Regions from separate parts of the Homo sapiens genome. Here region 2 is linked to region 1. Evidence: read pairs that join two places in POLR2A ChIA-PET (ENCODE). Cell type or tissue: PC-3. All regions are shown on one strand.

The links. Peaks named below come from ENCODE experiments on the same cell type or tissue, not always from the same donor. Only the 100,000 strongest peaks of a DNase experiment are listed, where the experiment ranks them.
Region 2: POLR2A ChIA-PET joins it to region 1 with 17 read pairs; 2 of 35 experiments call an interaction of 5 or more read pairs at or near these places.

Annotation. Positions count from the first base shown.
Region 1 is chr2:58,147,691-58,155,690 of GRCh38, forward strand. All of the region lies in intron 12 of VRK2 (VRK serine/threonine kinase 2), which reads left to right. Among named protein-coding and RNA genes, the nearest start is that of FANCL, 90 kb to the right of the region's middle. In PC-3, no CTCF peak of the experiment used is centred here; no DNase peak of the experiment used is centred here.
Region 2 is chr2:57,717,216-57,725,215 of GRCh38, forward strand. It overlaps LOC105374697 (a long non-coding RNA gene), which reads left to right and starts at 3,685. Exons shown (of 3, transcript XR_940111.3): 1 at 3,685-3,761; 2 at 5,641-5,737. In PC-3, CTCF peaks have their summits at 3,792 (motif pointing right) and 4,006; a DNase peak (open chromatin) is centred at 3,716; H3K4me3 peaks cover 987 bases.

The DNA of each region.
Region 1 (8,000 bases):
TTCTGCCATTTTGATTCTCATCACTAGATTAGATTTGCCTCTTCTAGAATTTCATAAACATGCAGTCATATAGTATGCATTCATTTGGGCCTGGCTTCTTTCACTCAGTGTTTTTTTTTTTTTTTTGAGATTTATCCATGTTCATGCATGTATTAGTAATTTGTTTTTTCCATTGCTGAACAGCACTCCATTGTATAACTATATCATAGTTCACATGTCCATTGTGTAACTACATCATAATTCACAAGGCCATTCTCCTATTAATGGACATTTGGGCTACTACTCATTTCTGGCCACCATGAATATAGTTGCTACAAACATTCTGGCACAAATCCTTCAATGGACATGTTTCATTTCTCCTGAGATGTAGAATTGCTGGGTCGTAGGGCAGGTGTATGTTCAATTTTATAAAGAGCTGACAAATAGTTCTTGAAAGTACCATTCTGTACTCCCACCAGTAATGTACAAGAGTTCTGGCCATTCCATGTCCTCCCCAATATTTGGTATTGTCACTCTTTTTAATTTTAGCCTTTCTAACATGTGTATTAGTGTATTATTGCGTTTCCAATTATTCACCTGATGTCTAATTAAGTTTGAGCACTTTCACGTTTTTACTGACCTTTCATATATCTGTTCTTACAAAGTTTCTTTGTCGAGTGTTCTAATTTTTATTTGGATATTTGTCTTTTTATTGTTAAGCCACAGGAGTCCTTATCAGATATCTGTATTATGGATATCCTCTCCTAGCATGCGGCCTGCCTAATCATTTAATTCATAGTATCTTAGGATGTGCAGAAGCTTTTTATATTATTTGTTTTTTTATTTGAAGTTCAATTTATCAATATTTTAATAGTTTTTTTGTCGTTTGTTTGTTTTTCTGTAAAGATACCTAAGAAACCTTTGCCTACCTCAAGGTCACAAAGTTATTTTGCTATATATTTCTATACAAGGCTCATGGTTTTAGCTTTCATTGTTGGTTCTATGAGCCATCTCAAATCAATTCATGTGTATTGTGTGAGGTGGAGGTTGAGGTTCTCTTTTTCATATAGTTTGCACCATCATTTATTGAAAAGATGTTCCTAATGAATTTCTTTGGAGCCCTTTTCAAAAGTCAGCTAACTGTGTGTGTGAGCCTATTTCTGGGCTCTATTTTCTTCTATTCTACTTGTCTCTCCTTACACCAACACCACACTGCATCAATTACTGTCGCTTTACAGCAAGTTCTGAAATTAGAATAGTTCTTTAATCCTTTTATTTTCTTTCAAAAATGTATTGGCCATTTTAGGTCCTAGTCTCCTCCATAAAATTTAAGAAGCAGCTTGTTAGTTTCCACCAAAAAATGCACAATGGGATATTGACTGGGAGTACATTAAGTGTAAAGATGAGTTTATGGAGAACTGGCATCCCAACAATGTCGACTCCTCCAGTGCATAAACCTGGTACTTCTCTGCATTTATGTGGAACTTCTCTGCATTTATGTGCATTTTCTTTAACTTCTCTCAACAGTGTTTTGTAGTTTTTAGTGTAGATGTCTATACATCTTCCATTAAAATTATCTCTAAATATTTTTGATCCCATTTTAAGTAGTAATTTTCAAAATTTCATATTCCAGTTATTTGTTGCTGGTATATAGAAATAGAATTTATTTTCTATTTCTATATCAGTTATATTTGATATACAATATAATCATGTGTCTTGGGATCTTTCTAAATGTACTTATTAGTTCCAATAGGTTTTATTATTTTTTAAATAGATTCTTAGGACTTTCTACATAGTTAATGATGTCTGTGAATAGAGACAGTTTTACCTCTTCCTTTCCAATATATGCCCTTTATTTATTTTTTATCGTTGTCTTATTACATCTGCTAGCAGCTCTAGTATTACGTTGAATAGAAGTTGTGACAGTGGCCATCCTTGCTTGGTTCCTGATCTTAGGGGGAATGCATTCATTCTTTCACCATTAAGTTAGCTGTTGATTTTTTCTAAATGCCCTTTATCAGGCTGAGGAAATTTCACCATATTTGTTGAAAAATAAATGTAAATAATGAATATTAAATACTGTTTTGAGATCTTTTGAGATGATCACATGATTTTTTCCCTTTACTAGTACGATGAATTACACTGATTTTTAAATGTTAAATCAACCTTTTATTTCTGGGATAAACCTCCAGTTAGGCATGATGTGTTTTCCTGCTGAATTCTGTTTGCTGAATTCCAACTCAATTCCTGCTGAATTTCAGTTCCATGGAAGGTTTTTATACCTAGACTGATGAGGGATACTGGTCTGTAATTTTCTTTTTCTTTTCTTTTTTTTTTTTTTTTTTGCAAAGTGAAAGCAAGTTTATTAAGAAAGTAAAGGAATAAAAGGATGGCTACTTCACAGAGCAGCTGTAATTTTCTTTTGTCGTAATATCCTTGTATGGTTTTGTTTTCAGGGTCATTATGAATTATACCAGTTGGAAGTGTTGCACTCTGTTTTCAGAAAATGTTTTTGTAAGATTTGCCTTTCTTAAATGTTGGATAGAATTGAGCAAGAAAACCATCGGGGCTGATAATTTGTTGTAGGAAATTTTTTAACTGCACATTTACTTTCTATAATATATAGAGTGATCATTAGATTTTTTTTCTTGGGTCAGTTTTATATTTGTATTTTTCAAAGAATTTGTCCATCTCATCTAAGTTTTCAAATTTATCAGCACTAAGTTAGGATATTCTTTATTTTCCCTTTATCATCACCAATATCTATATTGATGTCCCTCTTTCAGTTCTGATAATGGTAACTTTTGGTTTCTTTCTTTTTTTAGTAGTCTAGCTAAGGGCTTATCATTTTCATTGATCTTCTCAAAGACCAGCTTTGGTTTTTTTTTTTTAGTTTTTTTTTTTTTTCAAAGACCAACCTTTGGTTTTGTTGATTTTTTTAAAAAAACCTACCATTGATATGTTTTCTGTTTCACTAATTCTTTATCATTTGCTTGATTCTACTTATTTTGCATTTAATTTATTCTTTCAAGCTTCATAAGGTGAAAGTTTAAATCACTAATTTTTTCCTTCATTTTTTTTCTAACGTATATAGTTAAACCTATAAATATGTAAGCTGTGCTTTGGCTGTCTATTTCACAAATTTTGATGTGTTGTGTTTTCATTATTAATCAGTTCAATGTATTTTCTAATGTCCCTTGATTTATTTGACCCATGGATTATTTATTAGTATGTTATTTAATTCCTAAGTATTTTTAAGGTTTACTGGGTATCTTTTTTGTTATTGATTTCTAATTTAATTTTGCTGTCATCAGAACACATCCTGTATTATTGCAATCTTTTAAAATTCACTGAAACTTATTTTGTCACCAAGGAAAAGGCCTAGTTTAGTGAATGTTCCTTGTATACTTATGAAGTTTGGGGTTGTTTAATAGTGTTCAAATCTTATATATTCACTGTTTTATTTTGTCCTCGTTTTATCATTTAATGACAAAGGAATGTTACAATCACCAACTGTAATTGTGAATTTATCCATTTGTCTCTTCTATACATTTTTGCTTCTATACATTTTTGCTTCATAGATTTTGATGCTGTTATTAGGTATATGCAGATAGTAGTTATATGTTCTTGGTTAACTGTCCTGTTCATCATTCTGAAATATCTTTCTTTATATCTATTAAATACTCTATCTTGAGTTCTACTTCATCTGACTTTTAACAATTCCAGCCTTCCTATGATTAACATTTATACATTGTATCCATTTCCATCCTTTGTTTAATCCACTTGTGTCTTTTTATCTGTGGCTTTTGTAACTAGCATATAGTTGAGCCTCGCTATTTTATAAAATCTGGCAAACACTATCTTTTATTTGCTCCATATCTATTTCATGTAACTATATTTGCTCCATTTCCATTTGAGGTAACTATTGATATAGCTGGGTTTAATCTACCATTATGCAGTTTGCTTTCTTTTTGCCCCATTTGTTCTTTGTCCCTTTTTACCTCCCTCTTGCTTTATTTTGGACTGATTGAGAATTTTTTTTTAACTATGCTTCTATGCTTGTTTTTTTTTTTTTTTTTTTTTTTTTTTTTTTTTTTTGGTGGTCACTCTAGAGCAAGGGGTCAGTCAGCTCCATAGCCTATGGGCCAAATTCAGCCAACCACCTATTTTTGTAAATAGTTTTATTGGAACATAGCCATACTCATTCACTTACATATTGTATTTGATTGCTTTTGTTCCATAGTGGCAGAGCTAACTGCAACAGAGACTGTATGGTCAAAAAAGCCTAAAATATTTACTCTCAGGCATTTTACAAAACAAGTTTGCAAATCCCTGCTCAGCACAATCCTGCCTAACAGAAATATAATGCAAGCCACATATGCAATTTAAAAAATTCTACTAACCACATTTCAAAAAGTAAAAAGAAACAGGTAGAATCTATTTTAATAACGTCCTCTGATTAAACCAGTATCCACAATGGTATAATCAGAATAATATTACTGAGATACTTACATCTTTTTCTAAAGTCTTCAAAATTTGGTGTCTATTTTATAGTAACAGCACATCTCAATTATAACTAGCCATATTTCAAGTGGTCAAGTCATATTAGACAGCGTGGCTCTAGAAATTACCATGTGCACATTTAACTGATCATATTACATTCTATCTTGACTTAATGTGTAAGAACCTTAAAAATATATACTTCCCTTTATCCCTCATCCTTTGTGCTATTGTTGTTATACGTTTTGCTTTTACATGTGTAATATATTTCAGAATGCATTGGTATTGTTGCTTTAAGGAGCCATTTTTCATTTTAAAAAAATTAAGAAAGGAAAAGGAAAAAAAGTCTTAACATATCCCAGTATTTACAGTTACTGAAATTCTTTATTCCTTCAATAGATCTTAGTTTGGTATAATTTCTCTTCAGCCTGAACAAATTCCTTTAACATTTATCATAGTATATATTTCCTGGAATCTAATTCTGTCACCTCTTGTCTGTCTGAAAATATTTGTATTTCACCTGCATTTTTTTTTGTAGTGGTGGATTTATATTTTATTTCTGCATTTTTTTAACAGTTTATTTTGAAGTAACTGTAGACTCCGAAATTGCAAAAATACATACAGCCTCCCTATACCCTTACCTACCCTTTCACCCAACTCCTGCAAATGAAAACATTTTACATAACCATAATATAATTTTACAAAGCAGGAAATTGACATTCATATACTACCATAAAATACAGACCTTATTAGGATATCACCAATTTTGACATGTACTCGTGCATGTCTGTGTTCCTTAGATATTTTATAACATGTATGGAGTAACCACCACAATTATCCTGCAGACCTGTTCCATGACCACGTAGGAATTGCTCATGCTATAGTGACACTCTCTTCCCAATCCTAATCCTCAGAAAGCAGTGGGTTTATTCTGCATCACTGTAATTTTATCATTTTGAGTGTATCATATAAATCAAATCTTATGATATGTAACTTGTTGAGAATGGCTTTGTTTCATTCGTCATCATGCCCTTGAGATCGATCCAAGTTTTGTGTACATGAGCAGTTCATTCCTTTTTATTGCTCAGTAGTAATCTGAAGTATGGATATACCATTGAAGAACATTTGGTTTCTTTCCAGTTTTTGTCCATTCACTATTCAGTAGGTTAGCTGTAGACATTTTTATAGATGTTCTGTATAAAGTTGAGGAAGCTCCCCTCCATTTCTAATGTACTAAGAGTTTTCATCATGAATAGGTGCTGAATATTGTCAAATGCTTTTTCTGTATCAATTAATATGATCATGTGATTTTTCTTCTTTAGACTGTTACCATAGTGGATGACACTGGTTTGTGGTTGAATATTAAATTAGTCTTCCATTCCTTGAATCAACCCCACTTCGTCATTTTATATTATTCTTTTTATATGTTGCTGGATTTAATTTGCTAGTATTTTAATGAGGAGTTTTACATCTGTGCTCATGAGAGCTGATGTCTGTTGTTATCTTTTTATTCTACTGTTTTTGTTGGTTTTGGTATCAGGGTAATGGTGACCTTATGAGTTGAGAAGCCTTCCTCCTCTTCTTAATTTCTGGAAGAAAATGTATAGAATTGATCCTGTTTCTTTTTCACGTTTTGCAGAATTCTCTAGTGAAACCATCTGGGTCTGGAGATTCCTTTTTAGCTATGAATTCAATTTCTTTAGTAAGACTATTCAGATATTTATTTCAAGAGTAGGCAAACTTTTCTGTAAAGAGCCAGATGGTAAAAAATTTAGGTTTTGCAGGTCATATGGACTCTTGTCACAACTATTTATCTCTTGCATTTTTATTATTTCATCTTGAGTTAGTTTTGGTAATTTGTGATTTTTCCAGGAATTGGTCCATTTCATCTGAGCTATCAAATTTTTGTTGGTATAATTATTCATACTATTCCTTTATTCAAATCCCTTAAATGCCTGTGGGGTCTGTAGTGATATTTGTTTCTTCCCAGATACTGGTAGTTTGTGTTTTCTTTCCCTGTTAGTCTTGCTAGTTTGTCATTCTTATTGGTCATGTCTCAGAACCAGCTTTTGATTGATCATTCTGTATTTTTTAATTGCCAATGTTATTGATTTCTGCTCTAATTTCTATCTTTCTGCTTGCTTTGGATTTCTTTTTTTTTTAATTCTTTTTTTGACAAATATAATTGTATATATCATATCTATGGGGTACAATGTGATGCTTTGATATATGTCTACATTGTGGGATGTTTAACTCACACTAATTAACAAATCCATCATGTCACATACTTGTCATTTCTTTTTATAATTTCTTGGGGTGCAAACAGATTATTAAATTGGGACTTTTTGTCTTTTCTAGTACAAATATTTAGTATTATAAATTTCCCTTCTAGCATGACATTAGCTATGTCCCATGTTTTGATATGTTGTATTTTTATTTCCATTCGGTTCAATGTATTTTTTAATTTTCCTGGGGTCTCTTTGACCCATTTAAAGGGGTCTTTAAATTTTAAAGCATTTGGAGATTTTCCTATTATTTCTTTCCTTCATCTTGATCTTGGTGTATTTTCTTCCCTTTTTTCCAGTTTAGGTAGAAGCTTAGGCTATTGATTTGAACCCACTATTTTTTCTAATGTAAGTATTCCATGCTATAAGTGTCCTGCTAAACCCTGTTTGTACTGCATCCTGTAAATATTTATACATTTCAATTTTGTTCACTTCAAAATATATTTCCCCTTGAGACTTTTAATACCTTATTTAGAAATGTGTTAATTCCCAAGTATCTGAAGATTTTTTTTTCAGTTATTGATTTCTAGTTTAATTATATTATGGTCTAACAATATAAATTTGTTAGGGTTTGTTTTATGGATAGGATATGACGGTCTGCCTGGTTGAATGTTCCAGTTGCAGTTGAAAAGAACATGTATTTTCCTGTTTGGGGGTGAAGTAGTCTATAAATATCAGCTAGATCCCATTATCTTGTGATGTTACTGATTTATTTTATATTCCTGCTGATTTTCACTCTAGTAGTTATATCAATTACTGAGAACAGAGCTTTCTAGTTAGGGAGATGTGCGATGCCAACTCTTTGCTGTTTAATGCACAGCAGGCACGGTCAAAAGGGCAAGTGCCTCTCCAGTTTCTGAGGCCAGAGTGGAGGGTTGCTGTTGCTCTGATGTTTGCTCAGTGCAAGGTGGAGAAGGTTGGTAGCTCTCTACTACGGTCTCTACAGTGTCTGGTGGGGAGGAAGACAGGTACCACATCTGCTTGTGTTAGTGCAGGGAGGAACAGGCTATATGGCTCTGCCTTACAGTTTTGGTAGTCTCCTGGTGGGAAGGAAGGGGGACCACCTCAGTAGTACAGGCTGGGAAAGGTTGTCAGAGCTCTATCTCACAATTTCCCTAACACCCAGTGGGATAGGGTATCACCTTGTTAGTGTGAGGACGGTCAACAGGGCTCTACCTGTCTCCACAGTGCTTGATGGGGGAAGGGTAGGTGTGCTCCCTGGTTAGTGTAGGGTGA
Region 2 (8,000 bases), 430 kb before region 1:
CTTTTATTTAAATATACTTAGTATTAATTTTGATATTATGTATTGATTAGAATTTTCTCTTTGTGATGCATAATGACAGTAATGAGAGATACCCTTCTGCCTTTTCTACTCAGTAGACATTGGCGGTTGCTTTTAAACACATATTCTTTTTTGGAATGTGGGTCCCCATCTCTAGCGCATTGAAAGTTGTTTTTTATTTTTTTTTTAATTTTTGAATCATGACTATATGTTACATTTATAAATGCCTTTAAATCATCTATCAGAAAGTTTTCACAGTCTTTTTCTTATGATCATGTAGTGTGATGAAAAAGGGTTATAGATTGCAATCTTAAATTTCTAGATTAAACCTTATTTGGTATAGTTTTCATTTTAAAAATCAGAATTTGATAATACTATGTTTAATATTTGTGCATCTATAGTCATAAGTAAAATTGGTCTACTTTTGGTATTATTCTTTTCAAGTATTTTTCTAAGTATTAAAAATTTATTTTTGTAAACCTGTCCCATGGCTATTACCTAGATGAATAGGTGTCTTAGTCCACTTGGTGTCATTCTAAAGGCATAACTGAGGCTGGTCAACTGATAAAAGAGGTTTATTGGCTTATGGTTCTGTAGACTGTATAAAAAGTATGGTGCCAGCGTCTGCTCAGCTTCTGGTGAGGGTCTAAGTCTACTTCCACTATATTGGAAGAAGAAACTAGTGCCTACAGAAACCACAGAGCAAGAGAGAAAGTGGCAGGGGAAGTGCCAGGTTCTTTTTAACCAGCTCTCACAGGAACTAATAGAGTGAGAAGTCACTCACCCCCGAGGGAAGGCATTAATCTATGCTGGAGGGTTCCACCACCATCACCCAAACACCTTACATTAGGTCCAGCCTCCAAAACGGGATCAAATTTCAACATGAGGTTTGGAGGGATCAAACATCCAAGCTACAGCAGTAGGTAAACAAATAGGACAAACTACATTACCCAAATCCACTTGACTAGGAGGAATTCAGCTGTTAGACCTAATGAATGCAATGAATAGATGAAAATTTTAGCCTTCTATACACAGGTTAAAACAACTTTCAGAAATACAGTTGTTTCCATATCACATCAAACCAATTTATGTATTTGTAAATTAAAACTTTAAGTTATTCGGTTTATCACCTATATGCATAACACATAAATACAAGGAAAAACTAGATTGATTTTTCTTTTTCATTAATTACATTACTGACAGAATGTTTGAGCTTCAAGAAAAAACTCTAATCAGAACAAATTTTGGTAAAAACTGGCACTATATAAGAGCAAAATTTCTGTGTAATAGGAAAAGACAGACATATAGATCAATGGAATAGTATAGAAAGCCCAGAAATAAACTCTTGCATATATAACCAAATGACTTTGACAAGAATGCTAGATATTCAATCAGAAAAGTATAGTTGTTTTTGACAAATGATGTTAAGAAAACTGGATATTCACATGCAAAAGAATGAGGTTGGACCCGTACCTTACTCCATATACAAAATTAATTCAAAATGGATTAAAGACATGTAAAGAGATGTAACAGTTAAAACTATAAAACTGTTAAAAGAAAACATAAGATAAAAACTTCATGACACTGGATTTGGCAAAGATCTTGGATATGATACCAAAAGGCAGCAAAAGCAAACAGAGATAAATTGCACTTCATCAAAATCTAAAAATTCTGCACATCTAACAACATCTATCTTTCTATAGCTACTATCAACAGAGTATAAAAGGCAACATATGGAATAAAATATTTGCAAATCATATTCTAATAAGGGTTCAATATCCAGAATATATGAACAACTCATAGAACTCAACAACAACCCAATTTAAAAACAGTTAAAGGACTTGAATAGACTTTTCTCACAAGAAGATATATAGTTGGCCACTAAGAACATAAAAAGATGTTTAATATCACTAACCATTAGGGAAATGTACATCAAAAGCACAGTAAGCTATCCCTTCACATTCATTAAGATGACTATTTTTTTAAAAAATTAGAAAATAATAAGTGGCAAGGATGTGGAGAAATTACTGCCCTTAAGCATTGCTTGTGGGAGTATGAAATGCTGTAACTACCACAGAAAACAGTATGGCAGTTCTATGTTTAAAAAACTAAGCATGGAATTACCATATGATCCAGCTATTTCATTTCTGGGTATGTACGCAAAAGAACTAAAATCAGGGAAGCAAACAGATATTTGTGCATCAGTGTTCACAGCAACACTATTCATCATACTGAAAATCTGGAAACATCCCAACATCCATGGATCAGTGAATAAATAAATGTGTTATATAGATACAATGGAGTATTATACACCCTTAAAAAGAATGACATTCTGACACATGCTATAAGGATGAGCCTTGAAGACATTATGCTAAATGAAATAATCCAGACACAAAAAGACAAATATTGTATGGTTCCACTTATATAAGGTACCTAAAGTAGTCAAATTCATAGAAACAGACAATACAACGGTAGTTGCCAGGGCTGGAGGGAGAGGAGAATGGGTGTTATTTTTTAATGGGTACAGAGTTTCAGCTTGGAAAGATGAAAGATTTTTGGACATGGATGTTGGTGATTCTTGCACAACAATGTCAATGTGTGTAATGCCTCTAAACTTTACACTTAAAAATTGCTAAAATTGTAAATTTTAAGTTATGTATATTTTACCACAATTTAAAAATACTAAAGTGCTTGAGGTCAAGGTTTATGTCTTTTTCTCCATATGTCAAAAGTTGGCCACACATTGGAGCCTCCAGAGTCAGATGCACCACATTTAAAACCCAGTTTTTTCACTTACCGGCTATTTGACTATTACTAACCTTTAAAGATTATTATTTGCATATCTATGAAGTGACAGTTAGAATAATACCTACCTGTGACTTGACATGAAGAATAAATGTGTAATGCTTAAAAATGTTTAGTATAATGCTGACAAATTGTAGTCACTAAAGAATTAACCACTATTACTCCTGTCTTAGAAAATCTGACACAGTGCTCACTTCTGAGGCCACCTGCATTTCTGGACACGGTCTTGGCCTTGATTCTCTGTCTATAAAGTGGGAACTATGTAGTTTGCATCGCAGAGCTGCTATGATGAGATTATGTGAAAGTGCTTATAAATTACAGGACTATATAGAAATAAGCTATCTCACAGCAGAGAATAACAAAATACATTAGAAACTAAAGCAAAAAAATGGGAAGGAAGGAAGGAAGGAAGGAAGGAAGAAGGAAGGAAGGAAGGAAGGAAGGAAAGAAAGAAAGAAAGAAAGAAAGAAAGAAAGAAAGAAAGAAAGAAAGAAAGAAAGAAAGAAAGGAAAGAAACTACTTGCCACGAGAACAATTTTCAATGCTGACTTTACATGTAAAAACACTTCAAAAGAAGATATTCAGAAACCTCCAAAACTAGAATTACAATATCCAGGTTTCTCAGATATAAAAAGATTGATTACACACAAAAAAAGAATATTTTATGGTGGCATTCGAACACATGAAAAATAACCCAAATACCTATCATTCTAGAACCATTGCTCATACCACACTTTATGACTAAAGAAAAACTACCCTCCGCATAGGCTCTGGTCTCATCGCATACTCAGTCTCAATGGGATTTCCTTAAGAGTCAAAACCCCGACAATTGCATGAAGCCGGAAGCTCAGCAATCTTCTGAGGGCATCTATCTTGTTTTCTAAGAAGCATTTTGGAGGTTTTTCTTTACCTGGAGAAAGCACTGGCTAGAGCTATCTGTAAGTGCACTTCTTCTCTTGAACAGCAGAGGGTACTCCAACTCCGCGAGAGACAGACCATCTCAGCCCCTCAGTCCGCTGTGTCTTCCTGGCCTCGTCAAGACATGAACCCCAGACCAAAACAGTTCCGTTTCCACAAAATATTCCACTGAAAACCTATTACTATTCCGTGGGAATTATCGGCACATTCCAAAGGAGTAAATGGAGCCGTGGCAAAGGGAAAGGGTGGAGTCCCACCACACTGCAGGCTGCCTTAGGCCTGACCAGTTCCTCTCATACCTCTTACATTCTAAAGAGAGTTAAAAAATGTCTGTGGCAGAAATTGTGAAGGATTAACGAATACCTCCCATAGCCCCTAACTCCAAAGCAGAGTTACTGAGGAATATTAAGTTACAGCCACACAGCGTCAAACTGGCACCTGGCTGAGCTGTCCCACCATCTTAATAAAAGTCCCACAAGCAGAGGGAATAGGATGGGAAGACTCTTACCTAGCACGCTGTCAGGAAAAGTTTAGGAAACACAAAACAAAGCAGTGACTCTACCAGCCTGACCAAAATAAAGTCATCTTACTTTAAATGTGAATGTGCCTAGAAATTTCTGAGGCTAATTCATATTGTGCAAATGATGCTGCCTTCTAACGTGACACTGAAAGAATTGCAAAACATTCTCTAAATATAACAAACAGAAAAAACTTTCATGCCTTCTGCTCTTTTCTTCCTGATGCCATTATTCAGGTAGTTATTCAAATGGCCCTAATTTAATTAAGGGAAAAGCAGATAAAACTTTTTCTTTTTTTCTTTAATACAACATTCCCTTCACTCCATTCGTATGGCTTAGGAGTTCGGGTAATTCTCTGTAAGGTCATCCAAGGAAGACTTCTTTTCCTTTTTTCTATTCTCCCTGGCTGCTCCCTTTCCCTATCCCATTTTTGTCATCTTATCCCCTTCAGCCAACACAATATGCATTCTTTCCAGATCAGCCAAGCATTACAAGCAAATAACCACTCGCTGGGTGCGGTGGCTCACGCCTGTAATCCCAGCACTTTGGGAGGCCGAGGCAGGTGGATCAACTGAGGTCAGGTGTTCGAGACCAGCCTGGCCAACATGGTGAAACCCTGTCTCTACTAAAAATACAAAAAATTAGCCAGGAGTGGTGGCAGACGCCTGTAGTCCCAGCTACTTGGGAGGCTGAGGCAGGAGAACCGCTTGAACCTGGGAGGCAGAAGTTGCAGTGAGCCAAGATTGACCCATTGTACTCCAGCCTGGATGACAAGAGTGAAACTCCATCTAAAAAAAAAAAAAGATAACCATTCAAATATGAATCTATATTAACTAATATATCATGAAGTCACCTTGCCTTTGTGGTTTTGGCAAAATTCTGGTGAAATTTCTAATGAAGGAAACTCATTGTAATATCCTTCAGGCAATTTAACAAGCTTCAGAAAATGGGGCATATATAGAATATACAATAGATTCTTAGGTCATTCTAGGCACTGTACCTTAGGTGCCTTGGTAGTAGTTACTAGGCCCTTTTATGGGCTTTATGAAGATAGAGAATCAGGTTCAAATTCTGTCTCTGGTGGTTGTTTTAACCTGTGTGACCTGAAGTACTTAACCTCTTTGATCTTCCATATTCCCAGATATAAAAATAAAGAGAAGGACAATCTAGGGCTATTAAAAGGATTCACATTTCATAATCATGTTTCAACCACAAACCTGGGTGCTCAGTAAACATGACATTTTCTCTTTGATTAAAAGAATGAATTAAATGCTACACCAATTTTGTAAAACTCAAATTGACAAATGTTAGTTTCATCCAAAGCATTTGCATGTTTCTGGCCTAGAAGTTCAAATTCTTCATTTTACTCTCTCCATTTCAGGGCATACAATGTAAAGAAGCTTCACGAAAAATAAAAGAAAAGTGAAAATATATTTAGCTACAAATGATTGTCCTCTTCCCTGAAAATTACAGAAGAGGTATCTTCTATTAATGGCAGTGAACGAGAAAATGTTCTGCTGCCTCTGAAAATGAACAGGCATAAAGAAGACTGACAAAGAGCCACCTGACATTGCCAGACTTGTGGAGAAGGCTTCAGTGCAGTGCTCTCAGCATTTCTAAATAAAACTGCACATCTAGGTTTCTTTCCAAATAGTATATTGATTACTTGCAGTCAAATTGTGGTCTTTCAAACAGCATGTTCCTTTATCATCATGGAACCAGCAGTTTCAGATTCCGTAATTGAGAGCTACATAGTTTATAGGAATTGGTATTCAGAATAAGACTTTTTAGTTTGAAGCTGAATAATGATAGATGTATGTGGAGATCAGTCGCTTGCTGGGAAAAAATCGTGCAGTTCATGTTTTCATATTTTTGCCAGGAGAAATAGCACCTTATGCATTTTTTCCAGAAACAAAAATATTTCCATCCACCATACCAGTTTAGAAGACTGAATTCTAGAAATTTCTTGGTGGTAGTTTCTCTTTTTGGGGAGAGGGCTACTCTAAACTAAAGAAACCCCCTAAATTCACCTCCTAATATGGCAAAATTATTTGTTCCATATTATATATACCATATATTTTGTCTTTAATGCTCAATTCATGAATTGTGAAAAATGACAGAGAGAATGTATCATCTAGCTATTCCATGATGGATCATGATATACTTGTACCCTCCTAAATGAAAACAAATGCATACTTTTCAGTCATTTACTTTTTTTTTTTTAAGTAGAGGTCATTAATGATCTTCCTTAATTTTATTTCATCCATATAATCATATAATTTGAGAAATATCATTAATGATATATCTGTCCCTTCTTTTGAATGTGCATATATATATTATATATATTTCAAGCTAATTCAAATATAAATATTAAAATTATTCTTTAAATTTTTATGAAATATTTTAGATATATTTTTAAAATAATGAACTCCGTAATTGATTATGGCACAAACATCCCTTACCCTGCCCTTCCCTTTTTGGTGGGGAGAGAGAGTCTCAAATGTAGTGATTTAATCAAAAATAGACTTTTTAATTCACATCTCATTAAATATGAGTTTAAAAGAAAAGACTAAAGTGTTTTATGTAAAGTTCTGTGATTTGTAAAACCTAAGAGATTGCTCCCGTAGCAGTTCCCTGAGCAAAATAAAATCAGTCCATTTCAGAAGACATAAATTGCTTACCTGTAGACTAAAAGAAATCTAAAGGAAATGTCCTACTCTCCTAATTAGAAATATTTGTAGAGAAAGTATACTGTTTATGACACTGGAAATAGTTTCGTCTGCTGGTTCTAAGTGTGTGTGCTATTCTAAAAGGCACTATTCCCACAATTAATTACAGTATCATATGATTATAATTTTAGATGTAGCTCCATGATGTATTTTGAGATGTCACTAATCCACCTTGATCCCCCTCTTCTCTCAAGCTCTGCAATGTAATGTCATGTAGCTAGGCATTCCAAGCAGTTTTCTAGTCATTTCATATATTTTAGTTTACAGTTTACGAAGACTGCATATTATTCGTGGGCACAGACTCACAAAAGTTTGCTTCTTATATATCCCTATAGTTTTAAAAAAATTAACAGGTATAGAATAGGACCTCCAAAATCGTTTTTTGTTCAAAATAAATTATTTTAGGAAATTTTATTGCATACTAACAATACTTTTTAAAATCACAGTGATTTTGTTATGGTATCAGTAATATCAAGAAATTGTGAAAAGTTATTTGCAAACTATAGTCCTTCAATCCAAATTATTTTGTCACTTTACAGCACACACATTTCTTGGTGAAATTTGCAGGCTTCAGTATATATGTCAAGTAATGACTAGATCTGGAATAGTTGTGTTAATTTGGAAAAAAATGTTATTAAAGTTTTATTTTGTTAGCCTTGACATATTCATTTTATTATTTTAAAGTAAAAGAATAATGAAAGTGGAATTGAAAGGTTTTTTTATTTTGAAATTTAAGAATTATTGTATCATGTCTTAAAGAATTGTAAGATCCCAATAATATGTGAAAGGAGCCAAAGATATTTTTACCTAAACAAAATGATCAATTAATAGTTTATCTTTACTTTTCAAATTCAGTAAATATTTGTCTGATTTGTTTCACATAAAAGAGAAGAGACGGCCACTTGCTCATCATAAATTACATAATTATTTTATGTATGTGAATTTTACATTATGATTGTTTTTGAAAAACCCCTCGTAAGGATTAGGGAATCCTATTTAAGAAACGTAGTGG